Linked DNA regions of Homo sapiens: region 1 is linked to region 2. Evidence: chromatin loops called from intact Hi-C (ENCODE). Cell type or tissue: heart right ventricle. All regions are shown on one strand.

Region 1 (8,000 bases), 950 kb before region 2:
AAATATATGAAACACCTAGTATGTGCAAAAATTTTTTTTTACTTACATTATTTATTTAATTCTTAAAATTGCCCTGTGGAGTAGATTCGATTGACTTCAATTTATAGATGAAGACACAGAAGCTAAGGGAGAGATAAAAAACTTACCAAAAGTCACATAGTTAATAAATGATAGAGTTAGGAGTTGGCACCCATTCTTTCCAACTTTAAGTTCCTTTTGCTACTCCATGTTCATTCTCTCAAAGACACTGTGCTAACTGCTGTGGAAAAGAAAAGGATGAATAAATAATGTCCTGGACGTTCTCTTTTGAAAGTCATTGTTAACTGAGGGAAGTTCTTTGTCACATTGCATAGGTGGCATTTAGTGGATGAAACCCAGGAGCTAAGTGTCTTGTCATGTGCAGCACAACCCCACACAAAAAAGAATTGCCCAGACAATGCTAACAGAACCCCTTTGAGAAGCTTTACACTGCAGGCTTACAATTGTGAGAAAAACATGGAAATGTAAACAATGGAACTGGGGAACAAAATTAAGTAAATGCTAAATTAAAATACCGTTTATTTTTAAAATACTGATGAACCTCTTGCTTTTCTAGGCTGATGGAGGTTTTGCCAGCTTGAACATGTAGTTTCCAAAATGACTCTGGTTATCAATATCCATCCAGTAGAAGGAGAAAGAGGAAGAAGATTGTGTGGTAGAAGACTGAATGAGCCAGTCCTGGAGTCCCTACTACTCATACTCCATTGGCCGGAACTCAGTCACATGGCCACATCTGACCATGAGGCAGTCTGGGAAATGGATTCCAGCTGTGTTCCAATGAGGAAGCAGGTTCGATGAAGATCTAACCAATCTCTCTCTCACAGAGGTATCAAAAAGCATTAAAGAAAGGCAGTGCTATTTTCCTTTCAAATTCTACTCCAACTCATTCTCTTACTCTGTAAATAGCTTCAGCATCTGCTCAACTTTCCACATTATTTCAGTCACTAAGTCTGTACTAGTCCATTTTCATACTGCTATAAAGAACTGCCTGAGACTGGGTAATTTATAAAAGAAAAAGGTTTATTGACTCACAGTTCAGCATGGCTTGGGAGGCCTCAGGAAACTTACAATCATGACAAAAGGTGAAGAGGAAGTAAGGCACCTCCTTCACTAGGTGAAAGGAAGGAGAAGTGTTGAGCGAAGGGGGAAGATCCCATTATAAAACCATCAGATCTCGTGAGAACTCTCACCATCACAAGAACAGCAGGGGGGAACAGCCCCCATGATTCAATTACCTCCACCTGGTCCCACCCTCCACACATGGAGATTATGGGAATTAAAATTTGAGATGAGATTTATGTGGGGAAAAGAGCCAAACCATATCAAAGTCCGTTTGTTTTCTCATTCATTTAACAAACATTTTCTGGCTATTAATCATTTTGCCAGGAACTGTGCTAGACACTGGGAACATAATAGTGAAAAAGACACAATATTTTATTATTAGTCAATGATAATGGACTGAAAGAAGAATATAGTTGACCCTTGAACAACGAGGGGATTAGGGACACTGACACCCTGTGCAGCTGAAAATCCATGTATAACTTTTGAATCTTCCAAAACAACTCATGCCTGTAATCCCATTACTTTGGGGAGGCCAAGGCAGGCAGGTCACTTGAGCCCAGGAATTTGAGACCAGTCTGGGAAAAATGGCAAATCCCTATCTCTACAAAAAAAATTCAAAATTATCCAGGCATGGTACTGCATGCCTGTAGTCCCAGCTACTTAGGAGGCTGAGGTGGGAGGATCGCTTGAGTCCAGACCCGAAAACTTAACTACTTATAGCCTACTATTGACCAGAAGCCTTACTGAGGACATTAACAGTCAATTAACACATATTTGTATGATATGTGTATTGTATACTGTATTCTTGTAATAAAGAAAGCTAGAGAAAAGAAAATGTTATTCAGAGAATCATGAAGAAGAGAAAACATACTTACTATTCATTAAGTGGAAGTGGATCATTATAAAGGTCTTCATCCTCATCATCTTCACATTGAGTAGTCTGAGGAACAGGAGAAAGGAGAGGGTTGGTCTTGCTGTCTCAGGGGTGATAAAGGTGGAAGAGGTAGAGGAGGTGGGAGAGGAAGCATATATTATATTATAAAAGTAGTATAGTATGTGCTACAGTTATTTTATGCAGTTATGATTTAATATGTGTTTACTTTTTTAACATTTCTCCGTACTGTAAATGGCACCATCTGTGATCTGTGTTTGTGTGTGCAAGTTTTGATTTTTTAACTTTTTATAATAGATTTGCATATATTTTGATATGATAAATGATAACAGACTAGTATCTGCATATATTTCATGCATTTCTAACATACCTTTTTCTTATTTTTTTGATATTTATAGGCCATGCAGTTCATCTGCAAGTTTTCTCTAATTGTCAAAAATCTCCAAAAATTTTTCCAATAGGTTTATTGAAAAAAATCCACATATAAGTGAACCTGCACAGTTCAAACCTATGCTATACAAAGATCAACTGTACAGTAAAGGTGATGTTTTCAAAATGTAAATCAGGTCATATTACTCTCCTGATTAAAAGTCTCCAAAAGTTTTTCCATTGCTCTGTAGGAAAAAAAATGTAAATGATTTGAAATGGCAAAAGAGATTACTGGGTGTTGTATTAGTCAGTTCTCACACTGCTAGTAAAGACAGACTTGAGACTGGGTAATTTATAAAGAAAAAGAGATTTAATGGACTGCCAGTTCCACGTGGCCAGGGAGACCTCACAATCATGGCAGAAGGCAAAAGAGGAGAAAGTCACATCTTACATGGCAGCAGGCAAGAGAGCTTGTGCAGGGTAACTCTCATTTATAAAACCATCAGATCTCCTGAAACTTATTCACTACGACAAGAACCACATGGGGGAAACTGCCTCCATTATTCAATTATCTCCACCTGGCCCCACCCTTGACACATGGGGATTATTACAATTCAAAGTGAGATTTGGGTGGAGACACAGGCAAACCATATTAGTGTGTTTTTAATGAGAATATTAGATGTTCTCTGGATGACCCTCTAGGATTATCTCATTCTATAGGATTTAGGCTTATTTTACAAGTCATAAATTGTAAAAAAAAATGTAATAATATAAATGATTCTTGCTTATAGAAATGCAAATGATTTTTCCTGGCAGAATACAATTGATTTCTACCCTGTGGAAAAGGTTATTCTAAGTCTTGAGTTGTATTGTCTTATAGCTATTAAGAGTTTTGCTTCTATTGGCAAATTTATTTCACAATTCCTGATTGTGTGTGTGTGTGTTTGTGTATTCTTCAGATATATTGATGTATATATATATATATCATATTCTGATTGAACCAGTTTAACATTTTACTGGTTTCCTTATTAATGAATGAACTAAATTACACTAGTGATGTGCATTCATTTCATATTTGTGGTAGAGTCATAATTTTAACTTTTGAAAATTATAGTTTAACAGCATTTAGAATAAAACCTGGACTTCCCATACTTTATTCACGTTCCACAATTTAAAGCCCTATAAAATCTAGGATTTGTTCCCTTCCCGACCTCATCTACTATTCCACCTCACCTTGCTCACTCTGCTCTTGCTCCCCTTCCCCTCTCTCCTTCCTCAAATACTCTCATGCATTATTCCTAGTTTCCACTTAGATCTCATCTCAAGTTTCCTGTCCTCAAAGAAGCTTTTCCTGTCAGGCTCAATCACATTGCCCTGTTTTAATATCTTCAAAAATGTTAGAATTATCTAAAAGTAACTTGCTCTTGTATTCACTTAGGTATTTGTTTTTATGTCCTTGCCTGTTTTGTTCACTGTTATATTTCCAGTGCCTAGCAGATGATCTAGCCAATAAATATTTTCCATAATTCTTTTTGGATAAAATAATTGACATAAAATAAAAGTAAAATGACTGTGTCCAGGAGACTATAAAAGAGGTTTCTCTGACTCATCTTGGGGCAACTTCAGCAGGCCTCTGCATCTGAGCTCTCCTCTCTTTCCTGAGGAAACTGCCATCTCTTCCCACTCTTACCCTAATCATTCGCTAACTGGTTTCTACTGACTGATGTTCCTCTCGTAGGCCATCCTTTACCTAGGGATTCCCAAGTCAGCTTTTTGTCACACAGCTTGTATTAGTCATGGTTCTCCAGAGAAATAGAACTAAGAGTATATATATATATAGATATTTGAGAGGGGATTTGTTAAGGGAATTAACTCACATGAGTATGGCAGCTGAGAAGTCCCGCAACAAGCCATCTGCAAGCTGAGATGCCAGTGTTGCAGGACTTTTTCCTTAGTTCAGCTAAAGACGGGGGTCCTTATCACACGGCCATGAAAATTTAGGCTCACAGACAATTTGAAGGGTGAATAGAATGGGATTTATTGGGCAGAAAGGAAAGAAAGGAAGAACAGGGACTCTCCACAAGGCCAGAGTCCCTGCTCCTGTGCTTCCTGCCTTGCAGTTTGAATCCTAGCTTCCACCCAGGAAGAGGAGGGGCCAGGTTCCTCCCCGCTGCAAACAGCACGAACTTCTGTGGCTCTGCCCAGTGCACATTCCTCCCAGTGAGCAGGCTGGTTGGAGTTTTTCCAGGGAGCCCTTCCCACCAGGCTGTCTTATTAGCATGGTTCAGTCCAAGTCAATGATGAAACTTAGTATGAGGCTGAACACCTGAGAACCTGAATGACTGCTGGTGCCAGTCCCTGAGTTGAAACCCAGAGAACTTGGAGTTCTGATAGGAGAAGAAAGGTGTCCCAGTTTCAGGAGAGAGAGAGTAAATCCCCCTTTCCTCTTTTTTGTTCTATCTGGACCTTCTGCCAATTGGATGTTGCCCACCCGCATTGGTGAGGGTGGATCTTTTTACTCAGTCCATTGAATCAAATGCCAATTTTTTCTAGAAACTTCCCCACAGACATAGCCAGAAATAATACTTAACCAGCTATCTAGGTATCCATTATTCCCACTGACACATAAAACTAATCCTCATACATGTCTTAGGGAGCTCTTAAAAATAAGAATTCCTGGCGTGGTGGCTCACACCTGGAATACCAGCACTTTGGGAGCCCTAAGCAGACTTACTTGAGGCCAGGAGTTTGAGATCACTTGAGGCCAGGAGTTTGAGACCAGCCTGGCCAATATGGCAAAACCTCATCTCTACTAAAAATACAAAAATTAGCTGGGTGTAGTGGCACACACCTGTAATCACAGCTACTTGGGAAGCTGAGGCATGAGAATCGCTTGAACCCAGGAGGCAGAGGTTGCAGTGAGCCAAGATTGTGCCACTGCACTCCACCCTGGCTGACAGAATGAGACTCCATCTCCAAAACAAACAAACAAACAAACAAACAAACAAACAAACAGAATTCCTGTGGCCTGTGCTGATCCCCAGGAGAAGCTGATGTGGCAAATCTGGTATCTTTATTTCTGATAAGCTGAAAAGGAGATCTGTGGTAGTCTGTGACAACATTTGGCAAACTAAAATGAATCTTAGTGAAAAATAAAAATGGATCACATCTCTTCCTTGTTCCTAAATCTTTGTGCCACCTCATTGCTAGCCCCATAATATTCCAATTATTTAGCTTAATAGACAAAGTCAGCCCCATTCTGGCCTCCATGTCTCTTTCCCATTGTGTCTTTCTGTCACTCCTTGCCTCCTACCATGTGGGCCTTTCAGACAGACACTGATGTCTCCCTTCATGGCCCCACATCTAACATATTCTGCTCTGCGCAGGACGACATCTTAATAGATATAAATCTATTCATCTTTCCATAGAGCTCCAGTGTGACATCATTGAACCTTCCTTGTGGCTTCATTCCTATGTATTTTCAGAGGTTTGTTGTTGTTGTTGTTGTTGTTAATAGTGCTGTAATAGCTTTTATCTGCTGTGTTAAAATATGTCAGTTTACTAGTTCCTCTCTTCCAGTGGACTGTGAGAATCCTTGAGGATAAGAATTGTGTCTTATTTATCCTTATCCTTATTTATCCTTATCTTATTTATCCTTATTTATCCTTATCCTTATTTTGCCCAGGTTAAGTGTTTGGTAAGTGTTTTGATAAATAGAAAAATGATGGGAAAGATGCTATTTTCATTGAACTTTGAAAAACAATGAGAAGGTAAACAAAATAGAACAGGGAAAATGACATTCTTCAAATAGTGAGCAGAAAGACATGGAAGAACCAAAGGCTAAGGGAAGATGCTTATGGGAATGACAAGTGTTTAGTGAGAAGGAGCCTGGACTACTGGGGCATCAAAGTGGGACACAATAGCGCGACAAGGACTGGCTGTCCTTGCAAGTTGAGAATGAGGCATGAAAGTTCAGGTTTTGTTTATAAGCAAAGTTATAGAGCTAAGGAGTTTGATTTTTCTCTCTTGAATGTTAGTCCCATTCTTCCACTGAGGAATAAGTAACAAGAATCACATTGTCATTTTAGCCTTGTCAGCAGCGAGTGCTCCACTGCACTATAAGTCTGATAAGAACAGTGGAAGAGACATTAGCTATAAATGTTGGCAAGAATTATCATTGTTCAGACTTCTGCAACTGCTCTCATCAAGATGTTGGGGGAATTGCCCCACTTCACAGACAGTACACCTGGAGCAGGGTGGGAAATGGCAGGGGCAAGGGGATTAGAGCTCCTAATGAAAAGAAGGACTCATGAGAATAAAGAGGGCAAACTCATGTGGGGGACAAGGAAAATCGATGAATTTAAATCAGATTATACCCCTATTATCTACCAATATGCACTTGAATTGGTCTGAAAGGAAAACCATAAGAAATAACCTTTTACATGGTGCTGGCATGTTAAAATAGAACCATGGTTTCCTTCCTCCTCTTAATTGCATCTCAGGGCATCCCACATTGACGCTTCTCAGATGTTCATTCTCAGGGCTGTTCAAGGCCACGCCTAACTAGGACTCTGGTATAGCACACACTGGATTCCAGGCAAACTTCCAAGTGTTTTGGACACATTCACTTACTTCCCTCCGCAACAGTCCTGTAAAGTGAAGAAAGTGAGGCTCAACTTGGTTAAGTGATATAGCAAGATCACAGATTTCCTTCAGAGATTTGAAAGATGAAGGAGACAATCTGACACTTTGGAATCCCAGGTGCCTTGAACACCATATATTTCATCTAATTTAAGACCACAAATTTTTATGATTGATCATTATTTTATATACCATGACAAAGATTGGGGGAAAAGGGGTCTGCCAATTAACCTACAATGCACTATTGTATAATAGAAACATTTCTATTCAAATATGTCAAAATGTTATGAAAAAAATGTGTATTTTAAAGTTAACGAAATAAGGTGTATTGGGCAGAATTATCTTAGCCTCTTTGTCTACAACTACCTGTCATGAGAACATAACTAGCACTAGCATGGAGCAGAATGTTATGTTTAAAAGAATATCCCAGAAAGGTGAGCTTATTGTATGATTTTTTTATGTGGGTCCAGGGTGTTTTTTAAAATATATATTTTAAATTAAACTAGAGTTTGGCATGAAGTTTTTTGATTATGGATATTTCCATTTTTGGGGGCTGAAAAAATGTTTTCTTCCCCTATCAAATTTAGAATACTTGGAATCTTCAGTAAAAAATAAAGCTAAAGATTTGGTTCTGATTGCTCAAAGACAGCGTATCAGCAAAACATGCTTTATACAATAATTTGCATGAGGCAGAATGTGTCTCTGCATCTTAAAGAGGTTTCTGTAAATAGTGGATTGGTACAATTTCAACAAACTCCAAAGAGCTTATATACCAACCACCTTGTTGTGTGAGTATAGTGCAAAAAAGAAAAAAAAAAAGGACATAAAAGCCAAATATAAATGGACATATTATTATTATTAGAGACAAGGTCTGGCTCTATCACCCAGGCTGGTGTGCAGTGGTGCCATCTCAGCTCACTGCAATCTCCACCTCCCAAGCTCAAGCCATCTACCCACCTCTACCTCCTGAATAGCTGGGACTAAAGGTGTGAGCCAC
Region 2 (8,000 bases):
CAGCCCATCATCAGAAACCTTAAGTTGCTCACATCAGAAGCTCAGCTTTGAAATAATGAAACCTCATGTTTAGGGGTGGGAACAAGTGCAGATTTTTCTCTCAAACCTGGAGTTATGCAGGAGTGCAAGAAAGAGTGGGGGCAGAGTGGAAGAGGAGGGAGAGGGAAGGAGGAGAAAAAGGAAAACTTCGTTCATAGAACACTGCTGATTTGGGACAAGCCCCCAGGCAGATCTTTCTAAAGGTTCATGGCCATCCTCCTACACTGTAGCCTGACTTCTTCTAGAGGCTTTGAAAAAGAGCCCTAAAGGAAAACATACCTCCTTCCCTACACCTGCTCTCTAGAGGAAGCACCTGGGGTGAGACGAAGATTCTGGACTTCACCTGTAATGTATATTTCCCCCTTTTCCAGCCTCCTTTCTGCATGGCCTTGTTGTACCCAGGACCTTACCCTTCTCTCCCACCCTTTACTCACAGGCCCATATGCTCATTTTCTCTACTCACCTAGTCATTCTCAATCTATCTCAGCCCCCAGTTCCACCTGCTCACCCCAACTGGTTCAAAAGTCCCCCTCCCTTCTCAGAGGACTTGACGAGTGTCCTCTATTCAAAGCACAAGGAGGAATCCATTAGGCCACAGAGCTGATATTTGTCATCACCATCCCCTGGTTCTCTTCTATAACATTTTTCTACGTTATTATTCCACAGAAACCCTGATGAAAATCACTGGGAGTGATTAAGACAAATAGAAAAAAGCAAACAGAATTCTCAAGCATTCTGCTCCGGAGATGCAGAGGCCTTGTACGGCAGGCAGAGCTTCTCATGTGACCCACAGGCTCAGGCCCAGTATTTATCAGCAAAGCTTCACCAGCTGGAATGTCAATGAGAGACTGGAGGATTATATAAGGGGAAGACAGATGTGCCCCCAGTGAGTAGTACGGAGGTCAGCAAGTCACTTTGTCCAGCTTTAAATCTATGAGGTGTGACATCTTGGCAGACCTGGAGATCTCCCTTGTTTTCTTTTTGATAGCAACTCGACATATTGCAGTGTGGGTCACTGTATATATTCAGGCCCTGACAGCTCCACAGAATTCCTTTCCCGCACACAATGGGGACATTCTCCACCTCAGTCTGCAACCTGAAGCTGGGATAGAGCTGGTATTCAGACCCCGCAGGAAGGCCACTCAACCACAGCTGAGAAAAGGCCTGACTTGTCTGCCCCAAAGGTTCAGGAAGAAGTAAAGATCCTGCCACCCCATCCAAGCTGCCTGGTTGGGATGGTGAGCAGTCAAGTTAATGTTCAACTGTATGCGCCAGTGCCTGGCTTTGTGAAAGGCTGAGCAGAGACCCCATCAACCCCTCCCAACTGTCATTCCAGGAAAGGAGATTGAGGATGAAATTTTAAATCTCCTACCCTATGCACAAGAACTAGCCCAGGATACTCTCCCGAAGATAACCTGGTTCTCTGTAGAGTGACTCCGGGTGACATCTACTACAGTAAAGGTATTTGGATGTGCTGAGATACTCTCCCCTACCCCTTGGATCCATGGCCTGTGGTCTTCCTTTCTCCTTTCCAGTCCCCACTGCCAGCCTGCATCCAGTAGCTAGTGTTTTCCACCTAGGGAAGCTCCTCTCCAATTCTCACTAGCCATGGAAATCTCGTAATTGCTTTTGCACGCACCATTACCTCTGCCTGGGATGCCCTTCTCTCCCTCCCTGCCCTTTTGTCCAACAAGAAGTTCCCACTTCCAAGATCAGCTGTGACACCTTCTCAGACCCTCACTCTCTGGTCTCACTGACCACCCTCTGCCTCCCCACTTTGAAAGTCCCTCTCACAAAGCATTTGCTACACTGTTTGGCAATTACATGCTCACATGTGTCCTCCCAGAAGGCTAATCTCCTTGAGAACAGAAGTATTTTATTTTGTTCATCTTTATTTTATTGGTCTCTGAGTCCCAGCCAGCACAACAAGTATCTTAGGTGAATTGCATGCATTGACCAAGGCCACGGTCTTGCTACTGAATTCTTCAAATCTCTCCCAAGACCAGCATTATTCAGCCAGAGGTGTGTGGTCCTGCCCTCCTTTTCAGAGCACAGAGGGAAGCCACGAAGGATGCTTATCACGCCCTGACTCTTCTCTGTGAAACCTCTCGTTTAAGATAGGCTTCTATGGCAGGCCCCATGAAGTAAACCTTTTAAACTGTGAGGTGAAGTCAGGTTTGGTGGCAAAGTCCCTTCATAACACCAGGAAGGTCAACAACAGGCTGGGAGAGAGTCAGAAGGATGGAGAGCTCCCTGCACTATAGCAGGGCCTCTGATCCTGACTTCTTGTGAGTGGCGGTGTCCTCATCTCTCAGGCCACAAGCCTGAGGACCCCAGCCCTGTAGCCAGCTCCATGAGCCCTAGACCAGCCACCAACCCCTGAGGGCTCTTAGGCAGAGGCAGCTGTCATGTGGGGTGCCTGAGGGTGGGTGACCACAAACTAGGGGCAGCCACAGGACATCAGATGCTTCACCAGACATTTTTATCCTGCTGGTTTCTGTGGAAAACTCTTCTTTCATATGGGTAGTATGATGCCTTCAGCTTTGTTGTTTTGGCTTAGGGTTGCTTTAGCTATTCAGGGTCTTCTGTGGGATACATTTCATAACCCACCAGAGCTTCAACAGATGAGAAGGGGGACAACTTGATGAAAGAATTACTCAAAGTGGAAGGATCATAATAAAAGCCATGGGCCTCTGTTATTCCATCTAAACATCACCGTGCTCCAGGCCCAAGGACAGCTGGCTCTTCATCACAATCATTCTCGAATTTATGGGGCCTGACTACCTTTCAAGCATGTCTCTTGGCAGAGAGAGATTCCTACAAGCTGGATGATCTTGACTGCATCCACAGAGAAGAAAAAAATGTGTCAAATTTGCACCTGACTGGCCCCCAAATTAAGTCTCTTAGTGTTTCCCACCCACCGCTTCCCGCCTCCTTGGTTAGAAATGGGAGAGGCATTAGGAAGGGTGGCATGCTGAAAAGGGAATATGATTTGAAGTCACACCTTTACCAAGGTTCAAATCTCAGCTCCACCACTTGCTAGCTGGGTAACCTTGAACAAGCTCCATGACCTTGCTAAACCTTGGTGTCTTTATCTTTAAAATGGGAATGAAAATCCATAGCTCAGAAAGCCAATATAAGAAAGAAGATAACGTCTATGAAGCATCTGGCAGAGTTCCTGAAATGGAAGAAGCTCAGTCAATGCTACTCCCCTTCACTTTAACTCAGGTTCTAAAGTGTAGATGTAACATGCGTTAAAAGAATTTCACAGTCAAATAAGTTTGGGAAGTACTTGGTTAAACAAATGTAAACCCATTTCTTCTCTGCAGGACTTCTCAGAGTTTTTAATCTGCTAATGTGAGCTGTAAATCTCTAAGACGTACTACACTTTTCAGGCTTCCCAGGCCACCATGACCACAAAACTCTTATCATGGAACATCACTCAGTAATGTTCTGTGGTTTGCCATTTAGAAAATGATGCTTTAAAATAAAGAGAAAATAGCAGTTAGATGCCACAGCTACTCAAATGATCTCTTCTTCTGGAGTCTGTAATTGGCCATTATTTCCCTTTAGGAAAACCATCACGAAAAAAAGAGAATCCAGAATCAATTTTCTTCCCCAAAACTACTCTATAAAAGGACTGCTTATCCCAACCCTTGCATTTTCCTAGATATGGACCCTCAAGCACTACATACTGCCTGAGCCTTTGCCACTCACATCCCTGCCGATATTCCTCGGCACTTGCTTCTCTGGAAGGCACTGAAGCCAAAAATAAAAGTAGAGGGGTAAATGGCCAAACACTTTTTAGGTTTCTGTCTGATTTTATGCTCCACATATGAATTTACACCAAATAGAGATTCCTGGGCCAATTTGTAGCTGCAGAGAAATTTTCAGCCATCTTATTAACTTTGCATGCCCTTGTTAAAAAAAAAAAAAAAAAAAAGCAGGCTACAGATTTCCATCACCAATTGGCAAAGAAAGGAACAAAGGACCAGAGCCCAGAGCAGTTGAGCCAGAGAGCAAACTACCACCAGAGGAGGGTGCAGCCTCCCCAAGCATGTAGTTTAGCCCAAAATTGAATTCTATGATCATCACTTCTATTCATCAGTGTAGATCCTGGCCTGTTGTGAAACAAGCCAATACTGCTGGCAAGTAGGTTTCATTTTGTAGAGGAAGAGAATTAATATGCACACTCAGTCTTTCCAAAACTATCTATCAGGTATGAAGAGCCACCACAGACACTTTTGTCCAATAAAGTCCTGCCTAGAGTCCCGCCTAATAGCTTTACACTTTCGTTTGTGGATTAGATTCAAGCACAGTTTATCCCTTCATGCAGATGAGAATGTCAGACAGCTCACCTACACCTCTGTGCCCTGAATCCAGGGGCACACTTAATCCTGCTGCTAGGTCAGATGCACAGCACACATGTGTCGACCTGGAGAGGTGGATGAGTGGGAAAGAAAAGGGGCTTTGAAAATAAGGGTTAATGTTACCAAGGCTCGGCATCAAAATCCCCCTCTGCACATCTTTGTTTCCCCTTCCCAGCTCTCTCCAGCTGCATTCCTCTACTCTTAGTAATATCCCAGGGCCTAGAGCAGTGCCAATCCTATTAGAGTTGAGAGACTAGGATGGAGGTAGCTAGGTACTCTCTAGGGGACTCCCTCACCAATTTCCTCATAGCCATTCCAGGGAGGTAGAAACCAAGCTCTAGACAAGACTCTGGAGACAAGGGCCCCGCCTTCCTTGGGTCACTCATGCCTGAGTCCAGCCCTCTGCACCACAGAAGTGGGAATCAAACCACTAGGATCACCTGACTCTTGGTCCTTGGAGGTTGGGGTGAGGGAGAGTGGCAAGAGTCATGAGGAAACTGTGGCACTCAGACTACAAAAATTGTGATAAATCTGCGTATGAATATCTGTCTTTCACCCAGTCACTTCATGTAGAACATCATACTATCCCAAGCAGACCCTTCAAACTAAATAGTAAATCCACTAACACAAAATCAATCACATTTACCCGTCTGTGTTAGTCCATTTTGCATTTCAAAGGAATATCTGAGGCTGAGCAGTTTATAAAGAAAAGATGTTTATTTGGACTCATGTTTCTGCAGACAGTACAAGAAGCACAATGCCAACAACTGCTTCTGGTGAGGGCCTCAGGATGCTTACAGTCATGGCAGAAGGTGAAGGGGAAGCAGGTGTGTCACAAGGCAAGAGAGAGAATAAGACAGAGAGGAGGAGGTGCCAGACTCCTTTTAACAAATAGCTCTTGCATGAACTAATAGAGCAAAACCTCACTTATCACCATGGAGATGGCACTAAGCCATTCTTGAGAAAGCCACCTCCATGACCCAACACCTCCCGCTATGCCCCATCTCCAACACACTGGAGATCATATTTCAACATGAGATTTGGAGGGGACAAATATCCAAACCATATCACCATCCTTCAATGGTCAGCTCCTCTCTGTAGCCATCTCAGCCCTCCCTCCCTCCTCATGTCCCCTCATCTGTGTTCCTGAGCACCCTATACCCACCTCTGGGACAGTCCATGCACATGGCAGCATGAGTCGTGCATTTATGTAACTATCTTTTCTGCGAAGCTGGGTTCCCCCGAGGCAGGGTCCAAGCCTCAGGCATTGGTAGCTCTCCAATATCATGCCCTGTTCCTGGCATATGGTGGGTCCTCATGTTGGTGGTCACTGTTAAAGCCCAATCATAAAGCCAGATGGAGTGATGTTACCAGGTCTTAGATGTCAGAAGGTCCTTGTGCCTTGACATAGGTCCAGCATAAGCTGTTATAATATACACCAAATACATGGGACCCTCTTAGGTTCCCTTTCCTTTTCCAGACACAAGTCCTTTGACACACGTCAGTGTTGTTCCTGTCGATTCAGTACCCCATCCCCAAGTTCTGACCTGCAGAGGCATGATGAAGCATTTTCATCGCTGTGGTGAATCTTATTAATATCGGCACACAGATTGGCCTATTCATCAGTGCATATAAAAAACTAGCCACAGAAAAGGAAAAACTTGACCATAGGCCAAGGAGTTTGCGGGGCTTATATTTATCCAAATTATTTTGGCATTAATACCATGCTGCAAAGTCTACAAAATCAAAAACGCGGAACTCTGGAAATGAGCAAGGTTAAACTAAGACCCGTTGCTGTAGTTATTTGCAATTACCACTCACTGCCTGAGTCTGCAGTGAGCTGCCCAGCAATAGCCTGTGCTCCCCTGGGATTCTGCCCATGAGGTCCCTGGTGCCACCTGCAGCCTCCCAATGCCATCTCCAGCCTGGGAAAGAGAGTGAGCATAGGCATGGGAGGCATTAACCAGAGAGAGGATGCATACAGTAATGAGATCAAAGTGGAGGTGAGGGCTTGTGCATTCAGGTCTGTGGATCAGGCTGATGATAGCAGACAAAAGTACAGGAAGGATGCTTACTTCTTGACATCAGTCTTCCAATAACGTGGCCAAGAGTCGAAGCTCTGCTCACCACTCACAAACTGTGAACGTTTGGGCAAGTTACTTATCCTCTCTGGGCCAGTCTCCTCATCCGTAAACTTGGAAATCATGGCCCCTGTGTCACAGGGCTGTCATGAGGATCAAGTTAACAATATATAAAAGTGTGTTTGAACAGTGTCTGGGGCATGATATGTGTTACAAGCTTGTTGTTATCTTTATCTGGACTCGGTCCTCCTTTCTGATCACCTTACTAGGTGACATCACATTCAGCTTTTATTCATTCATTCAATAAACACCTACTGAGTGCAGCTAGAGCACACTTTCCTCTGCAGGGCCAAACCCAAACTCTTTCAAGGCCCAACTCTCCATGAAGCTTTTCCAGTTATCCCCCATGGACGTGACCATCCCCTCCTCCTCACTTCATTTTTTCCTCTCTTTTAGCACTTAATCCTTTTAAGTTCAAATCATAGCTTAAAGCTTCCTGAGGACAGAACCAGTGTCTGATTCATTTTTATGTTTCCCACAGCATCATCTCTCACACTGAGTGTGAAGTCATTAAATAGTGTGGAATGAATAAAGGAAAACTTAGGATGAAAAGCAGGAAAAAGCAGCTCTCTGGGCTTCTCATCACCAGAGCCTGTTTTTAAAAGGTAGCTAGGAGACCATAAATTGAACCGTCTACAAAAATTATTTTGTACTTAGTTTATGCACTGCACAAACCAACACATAATTTTTTTAAATGAGAAAACCCAATGTCTTCACCATAGGATCTAATAATCAAGAAAAAGGGAAGAACCCAGTGCCCGTTTGCAGTCCTGAATGCTGCTCCCCCATCCCTGCTCCAGGGTCACCGAGCTTCTAGTGAATCCAAGCACCTAACTGCCACCAGACTCCCTGTGGTTCTGCTGAGGCCTTCCCACTGCCCACAGTGCTGGGGTGAAACCTGCCTTGCCCTCCCTAAAACTCTCACTCTCTCATAAAGCTTACCATCTCATCTCACATTTCACCATGATTTGGGGGCCACAGAATGAATGTCCCCATTTCCTCCACTTTATCCCCATCCTTTTTCCTTCCACCACATCTGAGAAGACCAACCACTCTCCCTTCCAAAGGCCCTCTTTCCTGGGCTCAGGTTATCCTCCCCTGGTTCTGACTTCCCCAATCTTGCTTTCCTCCCTCCAGCCTTTTCCCCTCTTCCACTTATTAGGACAATCTCTACTCCTGCACAAACTTAAGCAGTTTACTTAACCTCAACTATAAAAGCTAAGGTAATTTTTGGTTTAGGTTTTTCTTGATTTTTCAGAAAGACAGGCAGGATCTTGCTCTGTTGCCCAGGCTGGAGTACAGTGGTGCAATCATGGCTCACTGAAGCTTTGAACTCCTGGGCTCAAGCAATCCTCCTGCCTCAGCCTCCCAAAACAATGGGATTACAAGCATAAGCTGCTGTGCCCAGACAAAAACTAAGATAATAATAAAACTCATCTCTCAGATCACA

The links. A loop is a pair of places that touch in the nucleus more often than their neighbours do. Peaks named below come from ENCODE experiments on the same cell type or tissue, not always from the same donor. Only the 100,000 strongest peaks of a DNase experiment are listed, where the experiment ranks them.
Region 1: it touches region 2 in a loop (3-fold over the local background); 7 of 110 quality-filtered maps call a loop at or near these places.

The regions. Positions count from the first base shown.
Region 1 is chr1:221,490,286-221,498,285 of GRCh38, forward strand. LOC105372934 (a long non-coding RNA gene) reads right to left here. Exons shown (of 3, transcript XR_922622.2): 2 at 6,798-7,011; 3 at 2,003-2,041. Among named protein-coding and RNA genes, the nearest start is that of LINC02817, 160 kb to the left of the region's middle. In heart right ventricle, no CTCF peak of the experiment used is centred here; a DNase peak (open chromatin) is centred at 4,595.
Region 2 is chr1:222,440,354-222,448,353 of GRCh38, forward strand. No RefSeq gene overlaps it. Among named protein-coding and RNA genes, the nearest start is that of TRT-TGT2-1, 21 kb to the right of the region's middle. In heart right ventricle, no CTCF peak of the experiment used is centred here; no DNase peak of the experiment used is centred here.